3 separate regions of the Homo sapiens genome follow, and regions 1 and 3 are each linked to region 2. Evidence: chromatin loops called from intact Hi-C (ENCODE). Cell type or tissue: sigmoid colon. All regions are shown on one strand. Each heading gives the region's core, and the rest is flanking DNA. Links, peaks and the distances in the headings are about the cores only.

Evidence for each region. Hi-C counts contacts between places; a loop is a spot of excess contacts. Peaks named below come from ENCODE experiments on the same cell type or tissue, not always from the same donor. Only the 100,000 strongest peaks of a DNase experiment are listed, where the experiment ranks them.
Region 1: it touches region 2 in a loop (2.8-fold over the local background); 2 of 110 quality-filtered maps call a loop at or near these places.
Region 3: a loop joins it to region 2, with 2.6 times the contacts of the local background. A loop is called at or near these places in 7 of 110 quality-filtered maps.

The regions. Positions count from the first base shown.
Region 1 is chr22:37,950,476-37,957,551 of GRCh38, forward strand. It overlaps C22orf23 (chromosome 22 open reading frame 23), which reads right to left and starts at 3,126. Exons shown (of 7, transcript NM_032561.5): 1 at 2,973-3,126; 2 at 2,572-2,683; 3 at 985-1,047. The coding sequence starts at 2,674. POLR2F (RNA polymerase II, I and III subunit F) reads left to right here and starts at 3,224. Exons shown (of 5, transcript NM_021974.5): 1 at 3,224-3,332; 2 at 6,298-6,367. The coding sequence starts at 3,313. RefSeq lists a silencer at 3,390-3,459. In sigmoid colon, for the core only: no CTCF peak of the experiment used is centred there; DNase peaks (open chromatin) are centred at 2,616, 2,836 and 3,166; H3K4me3 peaks cover 2,429 bases; H3K27ac peaks cover 435 bases.
Region 2 is chr22:37,621,070-37,626,069 of GRCh38, forward strand. It overlaps GGA1 (golgi associated, gamma adaptin ear containing, ARF binding protein 1), which reads left to right. Exons shown (of 17, transcript NM_013365.5): 7 at 547-627; 8 at 2,258-2,398; 9 at 2,483-2,564; 10 at 3,900-4,007; 11 at 4,728-4,880. Among named protein-coding and RNA genes, the nearest start is that of GGA1, 15 kb to the left of the region's middle. In sigmoid colon, for the core only: a CTCF peak has its summit at 2,666 (motif pointing right); DNase peaks (open chromatin) are centred at 657, 2,702 and 3,107; H3K27ac peaks cover 506 bases.
Region 3 is chr22:37,748,260-37,755,190 of GRCh38, forward strand. It overlaps TRIOBP (TRIO and F-actin binding protein), which reads left to right. Exons shown (of 24, transcript NM_001039141.3): 12 at 3,513-3,569; 13 at 6,618-6,725; 14 at 6,842-6,931. Among named protein-coding and RNA genes, the nearest start is that of H1-0, 54 kb to the right of the region's middle. RefSeq lists enhancers at 3,281-4,480, 4,295-4,915, 6,563-6,931. In sigmoid colon, for the core only: no CTCF peak of the experiment used is centred there; DNase peaks (open chromatin) are centred at 3,422 and 4,462; H3K27ac peaks cover 3,247 bases.

The sequences.
Region 1 (7,076 bases), core at 1,221-6,220, 330 kb after region 2:
GGTCGCCCAGGCTGGAGTGCAGTGGTGCAATCACAGCTCATTGCAGCCTTGACCTCCCAGGGTCAAGTGATCCTCCCACCTCAACCTCCTGAGTAGCTGGGACTACAGGTTGGCACCACCACACCTGGCTAATTTTAAAAAATTTTGGGGGCTGGGTGCAGTGGCTCATGCCTGGAATCCCAGCACTTTGGGAGGCCGAGGCGGGCAGATCACGAGGTCAGGAGTTCGAGACCAGCCTGGCCAACATGGTGAAACCCAGTCTCTACTAAAAATACAAAAATTAAGCCGGGCATGGTGGCGCACGCCTGTAATCCTAGCTAGTCAGGATGCTGAGGCAGGAGAATTGCCTGAACCCAGGAGGCGGAGGTTGTAGTGAGCCGAGATCATGCCACTGCACTCCAGCCTGGGCGACAGAGAGAGAGACTCATCTCAAAACAAAACAAAACAAAAAAGTTGGCCAGGCGTGGTGGCTCACTCCTGTAGTCCCAGCACTTTGGGAGGCCGAGGTGGGCGGATCATGAGGTCAGGAGATCGAGACCATCCTGGCTAACACGATGAAACGCCGTCTCTACTAAAAATACAAAAAATTAGCCAGGCGTGGTGGTGGGCACCTATAGTCTCAGCTACTTGGGAGGCTGAGGCAGGAGAATGGCATGAACCCGGGAGGCAGAAGTTGCAGTGAGCCGAGATTGCGCCACTGCACTCCAGCCTGGGCGACAGAGTGAGACTCTGTCTCAAAAAAAAAAAAGGTTTTGTGGAGATGAGGTCTTGTGGCTTGTGGCGTTGCCCGGGCTGGTCTTGAACTCCTGGGCTTAAGCCATCCTCCCACCTCAGCCTCCCAGTGTTGGAATTACAGGCATGAGCCACGTGCCCGGCTGTCTTTGTTTTTTTTATATGAGGTCCTCTCTCCCTTAACATGGAGAAGCATTAAAAGTGTGGCCCCAGATCCCTCTGTCCAGGAAGCCTCTGTGGACTGCCCCTTACTTTTCATGATGTCCATGATGTGGCGCTGCTGGATGTTCGTCAGTTTGGATTCCTTCATCATCACTGCACGACAAAGCATTCTATGAGGCCTCTTGGGCTGCAGGCGGATGCCTTCACCTGACACCCTACTGAAATTTAAAACCCTACATCCTAGCCCCATTCTGCACTGAGCATGCCTTCTCTATCTTTCCTGCTTCGTTTTTTCTATAGCACTTACGACCACCTAAAATTCTATATATTTTATTTTATTGTTATCCTTCTATATTAGCTGTATGATAAGAATTTTTGCTGGTTTAATAAAATTTCTGCCCTCTGTTAAATATTTTTTCCTCTTTCTCTTTTTTTTTTTTTTTTTTTTTTTTTTTTTTTTTTTGAGATGGAGCTTCCATCTTGTTGCCCAGGCTGGAGTGCAGTGGCGCGACCTCAGCTCACTGCAATCTCCACCTCCTGGGTTCAAGGAATTCTCCTGCCTCAGCCTCCCAAGTAGCTGGGATTACAGACATGCGCCACCACGCCCGGCTAATTTTGTACTTTTAGTAGAGACTGGGTTTCTCCATGTTGGTCAGGCTGGTCGTGAACTCCTAACCTCAGGTGATCTGCCCACCTTGGCCTCCCAAAGTGCTGGGATTACCGGTTTGAGCCACCTCATTTTCTTTCACTGCTGTATCCCCAGCACCTAAAACAGAGTCTAAGGCACATGGTAGACTTAAAAATGTTGTTGTTGGAAAAAAACAAAAAAGTTGTTGAGTAAAAGAACACATGAATACTTGTTCATCATGTTTCAGGGGCTGGAGCTACAATTGTGGGCCGAAACAGGCACGGTTCCTGCCTGATGAAATTCATGATCTGGAGGGATAGATGGGACACCAAATAACTGACTACAGCTTGTGCTAAGCCCAGTGAAGGAAAATGTGTGAGGGCACATAACAGTTGATCCTACTGTGGTGGTGAGGAGCAGAAGTCTTCCTCGGGAAAGTTGAAAGTGTGATCTAAAGGATGCATAGGAGTTAACTACTCTAAAAATTTTAGTTCTTTGACTTTTGGCAAGGTGTAGCACCTTGAACCTTCCCCTCCCCCCCGCCCCGCCCCGCCCCCGAATAAGGCATATGCAGTAGAATTTTGAAGCTTTCTGAACCCCAGGCTCCTTATCTGTAAAGGAAAATAGTGCTAAGCCACAGGTCAGGTACGGGGGAACTGAGTTACAGAGGGTAACTACCACCATTCTTCTCTCATCCTTTAACTCAGGGGTCCCCAACCCTCCGTCCGTGGACTGGTACCAGTCCCTGGCCTGTTAGGAACCGGGCCGCACAGCAGGAGGTGAGCGGCAGGCTAGCGAGCCTCACCGCCTCCTTTCAGGTCAGTGACGGCCTTAGATTCTCATAGGAGCGCGAACCCTATTGTGAACTGCGCACGCGAGGGATCTAGGTTGCACGCTCCTTATGAGAATCTAACTAATACCTGATGATCTGAGGTGGAACAGTTTCATCCCGAAACCATTCCCCACACCTCCGTCAGTGGAAAAATTGTCTTCCACGAAACCGGTCCCTGGTGCCAAAAAGGCTGGGATCGCTGCTTTAACGGACTGACCTCTGAGCAGCTCGCAGGTCCCCGGGGTGTAAGTGATGGTCTTGGGGCGGCGCCGGAACCCAGTTCCTTTGGTCACTACCTCCATCTGCTTCTGTGAAGCCATGGGAGGACTCTGAGGAGGGAAAGACGCAATGACACACCCCCTGTCTCCTGTCCCTAATCTCTGTTCCCCGACGCCCAACACCCCCAGAAGTCTGGAAGCGGGGATCGAGCCAGAGAATGATGCCGCCAGTTAATATTGCGACAGTGCCCAAACCTCCCATCCAGACACACAGATACACACACACAGTCCTCATTCTGACCCAGCGCCTGTGGCAGGGAAGTCTCCTCGGGAGGGAGTGTTAACACAGCCATGGTCACAACAGTACCCACTGAGTGATATGCCAAAATTGAAATTTCACCCTAAGACCCTCTCTGGGTGCTCCCCTCTCCACATAGAAGTGGGCTCCCGGAGGCGGTGACCACTGCTTTACAGCCGCATCCGCACCGGTGCCACGCAGAAATACTGCGCGATCTGGGCTGCTGGAGCTGGCAGCTAGCGCCTCTCGCTACTATAGAAACGCGCACACACCAGTCAGCGCATGCGCACTTTCCCCGCTCTGTCCTGCCTCCCGGAAGTGATTTCCTCTGGGTTACGGCGCAGGCGCAAGATAAGCTAGGAGCCGCGCGAGTCGTAGTGTCGCTGTTTGCGGGTCTCCGCGCGGGACCGGGGCGCAGCGGGGTCGCTGAGGCGAGGGTGTCATGTCAGACAACGAGGACAAGTGAGTGCGGGAGCGGAGTGGCCTTTGCGGCAACCTTGGAAGGGGCGGATGAGGCAAGGCTTGGGTCGGCTGAGGAGCCTGGCGTCTAGGGGCAATGTCTGAGGGGACTGGGGTCCTGAGGGGGCCGGCGGAGCCGAGGAAGGGAAGGGCGGGCGACCCAGGAGCACAGCCCCGGCTGGAGGCACAGGAGGGCCCAGGCTCGAGGGTCCAGAGGGGATCCGTAGAAAAGGTGTCCTTCAGCAAATGTTCCAGCGAGCCGGGCTCTGTATCATGCAGTGGGAATATTGAGGTGAATGAACAATCGTCCCTGCCTCTCCACGTGCTCACTTTCTAGAAAAGGGGTCACAGGCCCATAAGTAAGCAAGCAAGCAGGTAACGGTGGTCGCGTGAGCTTCCCCAGTTCTAGACGTATGTAGTATAGGAGTACTCCAGAGGAGGGTCTGGGGCAGCTCCACCGGGTGGCATTAAATAAAAGTCTGGGACGGTCCTTTGCAGTAATTTTTTTTTTTTTTTGAAACAGAGTCTTGCTCTGTCGCCCAGGCTGGAGTGCAGTGGCGCGATCTCGGCTCACTGCAGCCTCCACCTCCGGGGTTCAAGGGATTCTCCTGCCTCAGCCTCCCGACTAGCTGGGATTATGGGCGTGCACCACCACGCCTTGCTAATTGCTTGTAGTTTTAGTAGAGACGGGTTTCACCATGTTGGCCAGACTGGCCTCGAACTCCTGAGCTTGTGATCCACCCGCCTCGGCCTCCCAAAGTGCTGGGATCACAGGCGTGAGCCACCGTGCCCGGCCTGCTTGTAGTAATCTAGATGAGAGAAGTCAGTAGCTTATAGTAGGGTGGTAGGAGTAGAGGTGGTGAGAACTGGTTTTGAATTCTGGATATATTACTATTTTAAAGATAGAGCCCAAAAATTACCTGTGGGATATGTGGGTGCAAAGAGAGCTAGTCTGAAGATAAAAATAAGAAACGTGTGGGATTGCTACCCCATTCCCAGTGAGTGTCAGTAGAGAAGAGGAGATGACCCGTGGCTGAGCATTAGGGCATTTGGACATTGAGTGCTTGGGGGAAAAGAGAAGCCGGGGAGGTGGGGGAACACCAAGAGGGTGAGGTGTCCTTGGAGTCAAGTGAGGAGAGCAAGTGGCCTAATGTGCCAGCTGATAGATCAGGCTAAATGAGAAGGAGAGTTGGCCATTGGATTTAGCAACGTGGAGATCATTAATGAGCTTGGAAAGTGGTTTTGATGGAGCTGTTGGGGTGAAAGGCTTTTTGGAGTGAGATTATGACAAAATGGGAAGAGAGGAAGATAGTGAGGGTGGACAGCTCTTTCACACATTTTTGCTTCAAAGGACACCATGGAATTAGGGCTATAGGGGGAGAGAGAAGAGAAATAAGGGTTTTTTTTTTTTTTTTTTTAGATGAGGAAAAGCACATGTTGAAATGCTGATGGGGCCGGGTGCTGTGGCTTACACCTCTAATCCCAGCACTTTGGGAGGCCGAGGAGGGTGGATCACCTGAGGCCAGGAGTTCGAGACCAGCCTGGTCAACATGGTGAAACCCCATCTTTACTAAAAATACAAAAATTAGCTGGGCATGGTGGCGTGTGCCTATAATCCCAGCTACTCGGGAGGCTGAGACAGGAGAATTGCTTGAACCCAGGAGGCAGAGGTTGCAGTGAGCCAAGATCACGCCATTGCACTCCATCCTGGACAACAGAGCGAGACTTTGTCTCAAAAAAAAAAAAAATGCTGATGGGAATGATCCAGTAGAGAGGGAAACAGTGATGATGAATGAGTACTAGCAATATTTGGGGGCAGATGGGGAAAAATTGAAGGGGTAAAATGGAACAAAAGTCGGATTTACTTCTTCTTCTTATTATTATTTTTTATTTTTTGAGAAGGAGTCTCGCTGTGTCACCCAGGCTGGAGTGCAGTGGGGTGACCGTGGCTCAGTGCACCCTCCGCCTCTCGGGTTCAAGCAATTCTTGTGCCTCAGCCTCCTGAGTAGCTGGGATTACAGGCGCCCACCACCACACCCGGCTAATTTTTTTGTATTTTTAGCAGAGACGAGATTTCTCCATGTTGGCCAGGCTGGTCTTGGACTCCTGACCTCAAGTGATGCACCCACCTCGGCCTCTCAAAGTGCTGGGATTACAGACGTGAGCCACTGCACTCAGCTGATTTACTTATTAAGTAAATATTTATTGAGTGCTTCCTACATACTGGGCGAGACACAGATCTCTGCCCTCTTTGATTTTTTTTTTGTTTGTTTTTTGTTTTGCGGTGGCGGGGGGGGGTTTTGAGACGGAGTTTCACTCTTGTTGCCCAGGCTGGAGTGCAATGGCGTGATCTCAGCTCACCACAACCTCCGCCTCCTGGGTTCAAGTGATTCTCCTGCCTCAGCCTCCCAAGTAGTTGGGATTACAGGCATGTGCCACCACCACTCCCGGCTAATTTTGTATTTTTAGTAGAGACGGGGTTTCATCATGTTGGTCAGGCTGGCCTTGAACTCCACCCGCCTTGGCCTCCCAAAGTGCTGGGATTACAGGCTTAATCCCAGAGCCACAATACAAAGCCACCATGCCCGGCCTCTGAATTTTTTTTTTTTTTAATTTTTCTTATTTATTTTGAGACAGGTTCTTGTTCTGTCACCCATGCTGGAGTACAGTGGTGCAATCTTGGCTCACTGCAACCTCCACCTCCTGGGTTCAAGCAATTCTTGTGACTCAGCCCCCCAAGTAGCTGGTATTACAGACATGTGCCACCATGCCCGGCTAATTTTTGTATTTTTAGTAGAGATGGGGTTTTGCCTTGTTGGCCAGGCTGGTCTTGAATTCCTGGCCTCAAGTGATCCGCCCACTTCAATCTCCGAAAGTACCAGGATTACAAGTGTGATCCACCGTGCCTGGCCCCTCTTTGATTCTTTTAAGTGATGCTCTAAGTAACTGATCTCTTCTTCCTGTACAGTTTTGATGGCGACGACTTTGATGATGTGGAGGAGGATGAAGGGCTAGATGACTTGGAGAATGCCGAAGAGGTCAGTATTCAGCCTCAGGCTCCCACCTCTGCAGCCCAAGCTGCCAAATCGTCTGACAGGTGATGATTAGCTGAATGTGTCTGCCTTCTATTTGTGGTCAAGGCCCCTGCCATAAGCATTCCCAGTTAGAGTGAGCTGTGTTCCAGTCTTGCATAGCAGAACAGCCCTGCAGGGTGGGCCTGAAAGCTTTTGTCCATGTGGTCCACAGCCTGTGGCTTCTGGGGCAGTTAGTTCACTGACAAGTTAAACGGTGCCTTCCTTCATTTGGCAAACATGTGTTGAATGTTTATTATATGCCAGGTGCTTTCTGCTGGGTGGGACTGCTTAAGGAGCAAAGGGAAGAGGTAAGCAGGGCTCAGATGAGGCAGTATTTTGTAGCCTAAAGGCAATGGGAAGCTACTGACAAACTTTGAGCCAGGGCACAGTCCAGGTTACATTTTAGAAAGTACATTCCTGCCTCGAGTAAGGAGTGAACTGGGGAAGGGCAAGAGTGAAAGGTGAGAGGCCTGTGGCTTGGACATAGGTGCTGGTAGTGCAGGTGATGAGAAGGCAGATAAAAGAGTTATTTCGGTGGGTTGGTTATGGGGCTGAGAAAGTGAGTGGTGACGAGGACGACTCTCAGGTTTCTGGCTTGAGCAACTAGGTGGATAGGTTGCCAGCCTCAAGAGGAAAGTAGGGCTTTCTGTCTTGTGTGACTGATGAGGGAAAA
Region 2 (5,000 bases), core at 1-5,000:
TATGTGCTGAGTATGTCCCATACAGCATCCCCACATTTAATAAACAGGAGTGTGTCTGGTGTCCCTGGAGTTTGTTTGAGGGTATTTTGACCTTTTCTATAAGAATTTCACTAATTTTTTGTTAAAAGTTAATAAAATTAAAACTTGTGGGTGAAAAGTTAAACAGCCCAGGAGGAGGTAAGATTAAAATAAAGAGGTTAAAGTAAAAGGTCCCCTCTCCCCAGTCTTAGCCCCAGCCCTGGAGAGTGTCTACTGTTAAGGTTCTTGTACATTGTCCCAGAAAGGTTCTCAGCCATGGGGATATAAGGAGCACCATTTGTTGATTACTTATTTCTGCTAGGCGCTGTGGTGTGCACTTTACATGCAGTGTCTCCGCTGGCCTGTGGCCACCCTATCAGGCATCAGTAAATTCTCACCATTTCACAGAGAGCTTAAGTAACTTACTCAGGTCCCACAGGCAGGAAGCGGGGAGCCATCATGTGACTCCAGTCTTCTGACCCCTGGCCCAGGTGCTGCCCTCACGGTCACACCCCTCTGTCTCTGCAGATGCTGGCCCGCCTGCTGAAGAGCTCCCATCCCGAAGACCTCCGCGCAGCCAATAAGCTCATCAAAGAGATGGTGCAGGAGGTAGCGGCCGAGCCCAGAGCACAGGGAGGAGGCGGGATGGGGGTATTGAGCTGGGCCACTGAGATGGGGCTGTATGCATCTTCACATGGAAGGAGCCCTGCAGTGACCCGGGCTGGCACAGCAGAGAAGCTGATGCTGGGGGACCAGGGTGTGCAGGGAAGAATTCCCGGCAGCCTGGGTGACTTGCTCTGGATGGGCCTTTGGGAGGCTGGCTACCTCTTCGTCAAAAGTTAGAAATGAATTAGGCCTTAGTATATTTTTAAAAATACTAAGTATTTTTAAAATTACTTTTTAGTATTTAAAAATACTAAGTATTTTTAAAATTATTTTTTAGTATTTAAAAATACTAATGAATATATGTAAGTATGTATACGTGTATGTATATGAGGAGACTTTTTTTGAGACAAGGACTCACTCTCTAGCCCAAGCAGGAGTACAGTGGCATGATCATGGCTCATTGCAGCCTCAACCTCCCGGGCTCAAGCAGTCCTCCCACCTCAACCTCCCAGGCCGCTGGCACTAAATACGTGTGCCACCACACCGGTATAGTTTTTGTATTTTTTTTGTGGAGAAGGGGTTTCGCCACATTGCCCAGGCTGGTCTGGAACTCCTGGGCTCAAGCAATCTGCCTGCCTCGGCGTCCCAAAGTGCTGGGATTACAGGCATGAGCCACTGCCTGGCCAAATGTTTAATTTTTAAGTAAATATACATATGTTGCCTGGGTGCCTGCTGAAACTTTTTTTTTTTAATTGAGACAAGATCTCATCCTGGAGTGCAGTGGCACGATCATGGCTCACTGCAGCCTCGACCTCCTGGGCTCAAGCGATCCTCCCACCTCAACCTCCCAAGTAGCTGGGACCAAAGGCACACGCTACAGCGCCCGGCTAATTTTATTTTTTGTAGAGACAGCATCTCCCTTTGTTGCCCAAACTAGTCTGTAACTCCTGGGCTCAATGACCCTCCCATCTCGGCCTCCCAAAGTGCTGAAAAAAAAGTTTCAAAGCTGGATGTGGTGGCTCATGCCTGTAATCCCAGCACTTTGGAGGCCAAGGTGGGAGGACTGTGTGAGGCCACTTTTCACTCTGCAAAGGAGGGGCACGCACAGTAAGCGGAGGGGCAGGGGAAAGCCGGGCTGCTCCCAAAAGCAGCCTTTGAAGGCACGGGCTCCCCCATCTGCCAGGCACCGACAGACACTGGAAGGGTCTTCCTGCTCGTTTCCAGGCTGTACCTGGTGACCACAGAGGTCCCCTTGCACTATGAAGTACAGGAACCTCCTTTGAAAGGGCAAACACAAGGAGGGCAAGAGTCACTGAGAACCACAGTGGAGGTCTAGGGCCCTGGGCCTTCAGAAGCACCTGGTGAGGGGTTTGGAAACCCAGGTTCCTGGGCCATCTCTGAAGATCCTGATGAGCTTGTGCAGAGGCCTGGGCACTGGGGGCTTCTTGGACCAGCGTGCCCTTCCTAGGCATGAGGGGCTCCTGGCAGGGCCTGCTGGAGCCCCACCCAGAGTGTGATCCCACAGTCACCCAGCTGTCAACCCAGATCCCAGCACACATTCTCTCAAGTGGCAGGGGGCAGTGCCTCGTCCAGGCCAAAGGTTCTCAGGGGCCCTTGGCCAATGTGTCCCCAGGACCAGAAGCGGATGGAGAAGATCTCGAAGAGGGTGAATGCCATCGAGGAGGTGAACAACAATGTGAAACTGCTCACGGAGATGGTGATGAGCCACAGCCAGGGCGGCGCAGCAGCTGGCAGCAGCGAGGACCTCATGAAGGTGCACCTGCCTCCCTGCCTACCCCACTCCCTGCCCACTCCACAGCCCACGCGGACCCTGACCCGCCCATCCTGCTGCCCTCAGGAACTGTACCAGCGCTGTGAGCGGATGCGGCCCACGCTCTTCCGACTGGCGAGTGACACAGAGGACAATGATGAGGCCTTAGGTGAGCCCAGGGCAGGTGCTGAGGTCAGGTCCCCCCCTCTCCCTCCACCTCCTGCCCCCACCTCCCCCAGGCCCTGCTAAGTATCTGCAGTTGGAAGGAGCCACCACCAGGGGGCCCCCTTCTCCAGCACCGACCTTGGGTTTCTCCTCTCTGAGGACACAGAGCAGGGGCCGCCCCCCTGTTGAGAGGCCCTGTGGGCCAGCCCCCTTAACAGGCATCTTATTTACTACCCGCAGCTGCACAGGAGGCAGACCCATCCCCTTTTCACAACTGGGGCTAAGGGAGGAAAATGACTTGCCCAGATCACAGAGCAGAACAGTGGCAGAGCCAGGGGAGACGGAGGGCCATCTGCCCCCAGACCTTCCTCCCTAATGAGGGTGAATGGAAGCTAAGAGTGCATCCCACAGCCCAGGCAGTTCCAGACCTGAGCCTGACGGCTTCTGCCAGGGCCACATACCAGGTTCTTTTCCTTGATCTCTGCCCACGTGTCAGCCTGGGCCACTTGGGCTGCGGTCTGGGTACCATCCACTCCCTCATTAAGCAGGAGCCCCACCCACAAGGCTCACTGCCCAGATTGCCCCACACCCTGGCACCTGGGGAAGGCAGTGTTGCCGAGGGCCTGATTGGTGCCAGGCACTGTTCTAGGCCCTCAGGGATCTGGCACTGATCAAAGTTTGCAAAACGCCGGGTGCAGTGGTTCACACCTGTAATCCCAGCATTTTGGGAGGCCAAGGTGGGAGGATTGCTTTAGTCCAGGAGTTCAAGACCAGCCTGGGTAACATAGAGAGACCCAGTCTCTATTTCAAATATATTTATATTAAAAAAAAAAAAAAAAGGTTGACAAAAACTTCCTCATGGTAGTTTAGTGAGAGGAGACAGACAATAACCAAGTCCATGAGCACCGACAGTTCGTCACGGTGGTGAGTGGCATGGAGGAAGAGAAGCAGGGAAGGGATGAGGTGGTGCAGGAGGGATTTAGGACAGGCCTCCCTGAGGTGAGCCTTGGGTGAAGACCTGAAGGCAGTAAGGGATGAAGCCATGCAGAGATCTGGGGCAGCCAGAGAGCAGAGCTGGAGTGGAGGCCTGGAGGCGGGAGCGGGCCCAGTGTGTTGAGACAGCCCAGGCAGTATGGCAGGGAGTGAATGAGGGAAGGGTGGGAGGTGAGACCAGGGAGGTGGCGGAGGGCCAGAGTCTCAGCAGACGAGATGGGCTGTTTCCCTGCCCCTTTCCCTTCCCCTCACACACAGGCTGTGATGGATGTGGGGTCCTCGTCCCCTGCCGCCCAGAGGCCCCCACAGTCCTTCAGCCTGGCCTCTCCCCTCCTGCCTGTTCCAGCGGAGATCCTGCAGGCCAATGACAACCTCACCCAGGTGATCAACCTGTATAAGCAGCTGGTGCGGGGTGAGGAGGTCAACGGTGATGCCACAGCCGGCTCCATCCCTGGTGAGGAGGTGGCAGGAGAGCTGGGAGGGCACCCATCAGGCTGGAGGGGCACAGAGAGTGCAGGGTGGTGTGCTGGTCTCAGAGCGGCTGGAATGACTGCCAGGGTGACCCTGGCCCCTTAAGATGGGGAAGGCCCCAGGGAGGGAGCTGGGGGTGAAGTCTGTGCCAAGCCTGCAGCTGTGGGGGAAGAAGTCTGGTGGGGGAGCTGAGGGTTTGGTGAGGACAGGCAGAAGAAGGAAGGCATTCTTTCATTTGACAAATCTGGCACCTGTTGTATAGGGCTAGATGACACCCCAGAGGCTTTATGTATCAGAAAATGCGAGGGGGGTTAGAAAAGTAAACATTACAGACTCAGGTCTAATAAGGGTAAGATGGCAGCCTTGGGGGGTCACAAAAGGGGTTAGAATTGGTTCTGTTAGGGAGAAGTGGAGATGGAGGCGCTGCACGGAAGCAGCCAAGTTTCAGCAGGGCCTTAAGGATGGGTAGCAGTTTGCCCAGTAGAGCTAAGAAGGAAATACATTCCGGACAGAAGTACCATCATATGCCAAAGAGAGGTCCTGTTGAGCAGTTTCCAGGCAGGGGCTGGTGTGGCCAAGGAAGGGGAGGCAGGAGACCAGTGGTAAAGCATCGGGGGTTAGGTGTTGCTCCCCCGCAACCCCTGTGGACTCTGAGAGACACGTGTACACCCAGGACTTGCCAGCCTCTTCTTTCCCACCCCAGGGAGCACCTCGGCCCTGCTGGATCTCTCAGGCCTGGATCTCCCGCCTGCGGGCACCACCTACCCAGCTATGCCCACCCGCCCTGGCGAGCAGGCCAGCCCTGAGCAGCCCAGTGCCTCAGTTTCCCTGCTTGACGACGAGCTCATGTCTCTGGGTGAGGAAGGGGCCAGGCCTGGAGGAGGGCGGGCTCAGCAGCAGATGGGGCATGATCCCAGGGCCCACTCACAGCTAGCGGAACCACGTACCCCAGGTGTGGATCCTGTGGGGCACGTGG
Region 3 (6,931 bases), core at 1,932-6,931, 130 kb after region 2:
GCTGGTGCTCCTCCTGTACCCACCTCACACCCTCCTCCCCTGGCCCCCGTGCCCTGAATCAGGGATCCATACAGAGCAAGTGGCACAGGTGTGTGAGTGTGTGAGGCTCCGGGGCTTCAGGGAGTTGGGATTCTCTTCCACCCCTTTTGCCTTTGCCTGGGTGCAGCTTTGCTCCCGGATCAGCCTTCCCCCTCGCCTGCTGGGCATCAAATTATATTTGGTCCCTTGTTTACTGTCTCTTTCCTACAGTCCACCAGGGCAGGGGCCACAGCTCTTGGTCACAGCTAATTTCCTGGCCTAGAACAGTGCCTGATAACTTTAAAAAAAAATTTTTTTTTCTGCAAACACTCCCTGAGCCCCTATCTGTGCTGGGTCCTGGCAGGTAAACAGTGTATGTCCCTGACTGTGAGTTGCATCTAATCTAGCCTGTGAAGGATAAGTAAAGGGCCTCAAGATAGTCACGGATGCAACAGAGGCCTCTGAGAGGGGCCATGGGAGGGCAGGACGGGGGCGGCTGGTGGTGCGGTGAGTGGCATGAACTGTGAAGGGACCTCAGAGGTGGCCATTAAGCTGGGTCTTAAGGCCTGAGTAGCCGCTTGCCTAGTCATCGGAGGAGGAGGAAGCATAGTGTTTCAGGCCAAGGACATGGCACATATGAAGGGCCCGGAGTCCTGGTGTGTTGTGATCGGCAAGGAATATGCAGTGGTATAAACAGGGGCCCCTCAGCAAGGGGAGGCCAGGCTGGAAGAGTGTGATGAGGCTTCCCTGCCATCCTGAGGCAGCTGGACTTTGTTTTAAAGCCACCTGGAGACCGGGTGTAGTGGCTTATGTGTGCCTGTAATCCCAGCATTTTGGGAGGCTGAGGTGGATGGATCACTTGAGGTCAGGAGTTCGAGACCAGCCTGGCCAGCATGGTGAAATCCCATCTCTACTAAAAATAAAAAAATTTGCTGGACATGGTGGTGGGTGCTTGTAATCTCAGGTATTTGGGAGGCTGAGGCAGGAGAAACGCTTCAACCCGGGAGGTGGAGGTTGCAGTAAGCCGAGATGGCGCCATTGCACTCCAGCCTGGGCAGCAGAGACTCTGTCTCAAAAATAAAGCAAGCCACCTGGAGCCGTCCCTGGAACTGTTAAGCAAGCCTGGGATACCAAGCCTTTTTGAGTGAGTCCCGCCAGCCCGAGGGTGTGTAGAGGGGTTGTGTGCCTGGCCAGGTAGGAGGCGGGGCTGTGAGAACCTGCCAGTACTCCCGAAAGGCGGAAGGAGAAACTGAGCTTCTAGCAGGTGAAGAAGAGGTAGCTGGGCCTGAAGAGCCCTGTATGAAGGGGCATCGTGGGAGATTTAGATGATCGGACCTTTTGACCCTGGGGACAGGTTTCCCTGCCAGTTTAAAAACTCACATTGGTTGGCCGGGCACATTGGCTCACACCTATAATCCCAGCATTTTTGGAGGCCGAGGTGAGCGGATCACTTGAGCTCAGGAGTTTGAAACCAACCTGGGAAACATAGGGAGACCCCATCTCTACAAAAAAAAAAAAAAAAAAAAAATTAGCTGAGCATGGTGGAGTGCTTATGTCGTCCCGGCTACTTGGAAGCTGAGGTGGAAGGATCGCTTGAGCCCAGGAGGTTGAGTCAGCAGTAAGCTGTGATCACACCACCACACTCCAGTCTGGGCAGCAGAGCAGGGCCCTGTCTCAACAAAACAAAACTCAAATTGGTGACCTTCTATCCCCAAGGTCACTGTGTCATGGCGTGCCTGACATGGTATGTGATGTGTCTGTACTGGGCTCTGGAGGATCACTAGGTTTCTCCTTGTACAGACACGTTCAGTCCTGTCGGAAGCTGCGGGAGGGGAGGACCGCCCCGTCATTTGCCACATCAGGCAGCCAGGACTCAGAGAGGGGATGTGACTTAGGAAGGTCACAGTGACTCCACTTCCCAGGCAGCCCTAGAGGTTCCAGCCTGACAGCTTGTCATTCCTGCCCCAATCTCCCAGCCCTGGCCCAGGGACTTTCGCCTGGGACTGCCCAGTGGTGCCAGCTCTGTGGGCCCAGGAAGCCTGGCTCCTCCGGGCTAGGTGGGGGTAGGGGAGATGGCCCAAAAAGCACAGAAATTTAGACCAGGGGGTAGATATTTCCTCAGCAAGTTTTTCCTGAGCCTTGCTGTGGTCAAGCCCCCTGCAAGGCCCTGGGGCCACAGGAGGTCCCAGACTGAGGGGAAGTGGAGCCAGGTGTGGTCACCAATCTTCATTCTTAGCTTGGGATCGCCCTGGGCAGCCTCCGTCTCAGGTGGAAGACGGGGTGGGCAGAATACAGAGCAGCGGGACAAACGCAGCCCCAGGGGTTCTCGGCCGTGAGCAGAGCCTGTGTCTCTCCCTTAGACAGGTATACAGGGAGGGGCTGGGATGCCAACCTACTGGGTCCCCCGACTGTGGCTGTGGAAGGTTCTGGATCTTCAGCTGTCCCAAGCCCCGGTTGGTCCACTTCCTATACCTGAGAAGGGGCTCCGTGGGTGGAGAGTGGGTCGGGAGAGGTGGCCAGGCAGGGTGGCTGTGGTTTCCAGCTGCCACTGTCACCGCCCACTCCACTGAGCCATGCCACCCGTTCTCTGCAGGCAACCAGACACCTTGGCCTGGTGAGGCCTCGATGTAGGGGCTGATAGGTAGGCTCAGAGCCATGGCAACCGGTGGCCACCTCCTCCCTGCCGGCGCCAGGAGCGGAGACTGCAGAGGGACCGGGACTTAGATGAGAGAGGTCTCCCCAGCAGGAAGGGAGGGTCTGGTGGTTGGCACCCACTAGATGAGCATGGTCAGAAAAATATCAGGATGAGCAACTTCTTTATCTAGGCCTGGGTGGGGGTGCCTGGCACAGGTCTCCATGGGACATGCTGCAGCTGGTAGCCCCCAGACCCCGGGGCTGTGCCCCCCTGGGCGGCACCCAGAAGGTAGGGCTTGCCAGGACTGACCCTTCCCAAAGAGATCTAGGCGGGGACCAGAGGGTTTCTGACCCCAGCCTGTGACTGGCTCCACCTCCCATAGTCTCCTGGAGCCGAGGAAAGGACAGGACTGGCGGGCCCATGGGAGGGTCCGTGGGGCACTTGGTCCTCGTCAGAGGGAGGAACTGGACAGTTCGCGCAGTGCTGCTGGTCTGGACTGCCCTCTGAGCTCTCAGGGGGTCTCTATGCAGGCAGAGTCCTCCCAGCCCCTCTCTCCCATTCTTGGGCGAGGGGTCGGCTGGAGAGAGGCCCCTGGGACATCTGGGTGTGTGTGCCAGCCACCCAGCCCAACTTCTTGGCTCTCTGAGTGCCACTATCAGGAAAGGGGCCAGGGCTGCCTCAGTGGCTGGGAGGCCTGCTTGGACTTGGGGGTTACCTAGGGCCTTAGCCCTCTTGGCTGGCTTCCCAGGAGCTCGGTCCCACAGGACTTGGGGACAGGGTGGGTGCAGCACGCTCCCCTCACCAGCCCCCATTGGCTTCCTGCTGGACCCAACTCACCTCCCTCCTCATCTCCCCACAGCCCGATCTGCTCAACTTCAAGAAGGGATGGATGTCGATCTTGGACGAGCCTGGAGAGGTAAGAGGACTGAGGCCGGAGGGGAGGAAGCTGGCTTGTGCTGCTGCTGGGCCCCTGGGCAGCCCAGGAGTGGGGGTGGGGCTGGGGCTGGTGTGAGAACCCTGGGGGTGGGGCTGGGAGGGGTGGAGGCTGCCCATTAGGCTTCTGCCTCCTGGAGCAGTCTGCAGTGTGTAAAAGGGATCACAGCAAGGGGCCGTCTAGCCCCTCACACCCAGTGCCCCATCCCTTGATCTCATCAAGAGTCTCTTGGCCCTGCCACCTCAGTAGGAGCCTGGGTGGGAGTCAAGGGTCTTGGGTGGAAGGGCTCGTAGAAGCTGTCTGGCCCGAGACACAGATTCCTAAAGCCTGGTCTGAGGGGGGTGGGGCTCAGGGCGCAGGTGCTGGGGTTTCACCCACCTGGATCCCCACTGGTTGAGTCAAAGCCTCCTCTAGTCCTCAGTGGCCACGTCTGTGACATGGGCATAATGGATAATGGTGATTCTTTCTAGAGTGGATAACAAGGTCAGAGAGATCAAGCACGTACAGGTGCCACAAAGCTCCTGGCACTTACTGTGGGCTCAGCTAAAGACCCTTCCCTTCCTCTGGCATATGTGTCCTTGGAACCAGCAGGGACAGTGGCTGTTTCCTCAGCTCTGTTCTTTCGGCTGCCAGGCTGGCTCCCTGCCCACACTGCCTGGGCAGGAGCGTCTCCCCACCCCTGCCCTGCATGCGCCTGCTGCTCTGGTCTGCGTGCAGCCTGCATGCCGGAGAGGGCTTTGAGCCAGAGGGGATTTCATTGTGTTTCCGGCCCACATGTTTTATTCCCTCCAGCCCACAGCCTTCCCTACCCGCTGCCTGCCCGCTGTCCCTGGTGGCTGCTCTCTAGGCTCACACAAAGCCCGGCACCCCGCCAGTGACCCCTTCCTGGCCTCCCCACCCAGGGTCCCCGGAGGGCAGAGGGATTACAGGCCCCACCCAGAGCTGGCCATTAGTCATCCTCTATCACAGGGTTCTGGAATGTCCGAACTGGAAGGGCCCTGGGAATTCAGCCAGCCCAACCCCTTGGTGCACAGACAGGAGACGGGCCCATGAGGGTGTTGGTCTCTTCCAGGCCTAGGAGCACCTGGGGCAGACCCAGGCTCAGAACTCAGCGCACCTGAGGCCCATGGAGCTCCACCCAGCTTCCATCTCAGACAGTCATAGGCTAGGCCTGGAAGAGCTAAAGAAACCTCTTGGCATAGAACCCCTGTCCTACTTTACAGAGAGGCAATTGAGGTCTGCAGCAGCAACTCCGTTTACTTAGTGAGAGGAAAATGCTTCTAAGAGGCCTGGCCTCCCAGAACAAACCCAGCAACCTGGTTGGTGTCCATCCCTATGCCAAGGGCCATGACAGCCATCCACACAAGAGAGGATGGGCGCCGCTCGCCTCACCAGAAGGTCTAGGCACTTCTTTTTTTGTTTTTTATTTTTGTTTTTTTTTTTCTGAGGCAGAGTTTCACTCTTGTTGCCCAGGCTGGAGTGCAGTGGCGCAACCTCGGCTCACTGTGTCTTCCGCCTCCCGGGTTCAAGCGATTCTCCTGCCTCAGCCTCCCGAGTAGCCGGGATTACAGGCATGCGCCACCATGCCCATCTAATTTTTTTTTGTATTTTTAGTAGAGACAGGGTTTCTCCATGTTGGTCAGGCTGGTCTCGAACTCCTGACCTCAGATGATCCACCCTTCTCAGCCTCCCAAAGTGCTGGGATTATAGGCGCGAGCTACCGCGCCCAGCTATAGGGACTTCTTAGTAGCCCTACTTTATGGTTCAGAAGACTGAAGCTCAGAAAAGTGGAGACACTTGCCTAAAGGCACACAGAGAGAAAGGGAACTCTTGGATACAAAACTCCTTTTCTCAGGGAGGCAATGTGGAAAGAAGCAGAAGGTATCGTCGTTGCATGCCCCTTGAGAACTTACCATCTTCTTGAGGAGAGAAAACTAAGTACTTGAAACAACCAACAGCACAGACAGGGCTTGGTGATGTGAGGGAACCCTGGGAGGGCTGGGGACCGGGTGATATGCACTGACCCTGGCAGTGGGCGGGCCGCGACTGGCATTCCAGTGGAGTGACCAGAAGCCCAGAGGTGGGCTGGGCTTGGCATACTATCAGGCTGTTCTGGCGCCCCCACCCCTTTCCTACATGTCCTGCCAATCTAACCCCAGCTGGAGCAGAGACAGGCACTGCAGGAAGGCACCCAATCACAAATCCTAAACTTACAGCTTAGGGCGCTCTCACCTGCTGCGGATGTGGGTAGCCAGCCTACAGTTCAAGAAGCAGACCGTGCATCTGGGCGCGGTGGCTCACGCCTGTAATCCCAGCACTTTGGGAGGCCAAGGCAGGTGAATCACCTGAGGCCAGGAGTTTGAGACCAGCCTGGCTGACATGATGAAACCCTATCTCTACTAAAAATACAAGAAATTAGCTGAGCATGATGGCGGGCGCCTGTAATCCCAGCTACTCGGGAGGCTAAGACAGGAGAATCACTTGAACTCAGGAGGAGGGGGAGGTTGCAGTGAGTGGAGATTGCACCATTGCACTCCAGCCTGGGCAACAAGAGCAAAACTCCTCCATCTCAAAAAAAAAAAAAAAAAAAGGCAGCAGATTGTGGCTGGCACTCACTCCTACTCCAGGGCTCCATCCAGTCCTACTTCCCAGGGGACCATTGTCCCTGACCATGGTGATGATCTGGGGGAATATGGAAAAAGACGTAACGTCCTGGCCCCGCTGAGTCCCTGACTTGCTTACACAGGTCATCACCCCTCCCTGTCTGCACTGGGTCCGGGGTGCCTGAGGAGCCTTGGCAATCTTAAAAGGAGCTCCAAGAAGGAAAGGGAGGGTGTGGTTACGGAGGGGAAACCAATCCATTTCACAGATGCTACCCCTGAGGCTCAGAGAGGAAATGGAGGGGCCAGGTCTCAAATTGGCATTTTCCGCCTCCCCACCCCTCCTGTGTGCAGCATAGTGAGTTTGGCAGCCACACAGGACACCTGTACAATCACACACACTGGCTCTTTCATTCCATCCTCCTTGCAGCCTCCCTCCCCCTCGCTCACCACCACCTCTACTTCGCAGTGGAAGAAACATTGGTTTGTGCTGACAGATTCAAGTCTCAAATATTACAGAGACTCCACTGCTGAGGAGGTGAGGCCATGGGTGTACTGATGAACCCCCGGAAGGGCCTGGGGTGGCCTGGCTGGGTTCACTGGGGTGGGTCACACCAGGGCCCACACGGACCATAGTGGGCCCTCTTGCTCCAGGCAGATGAGCTGGATGGTGAGATCGACCTGCGTTCCTGCACGGATGTCACTGAGTACGCGGTGCAGCGCAACTATGGCTTCCAGATCCAC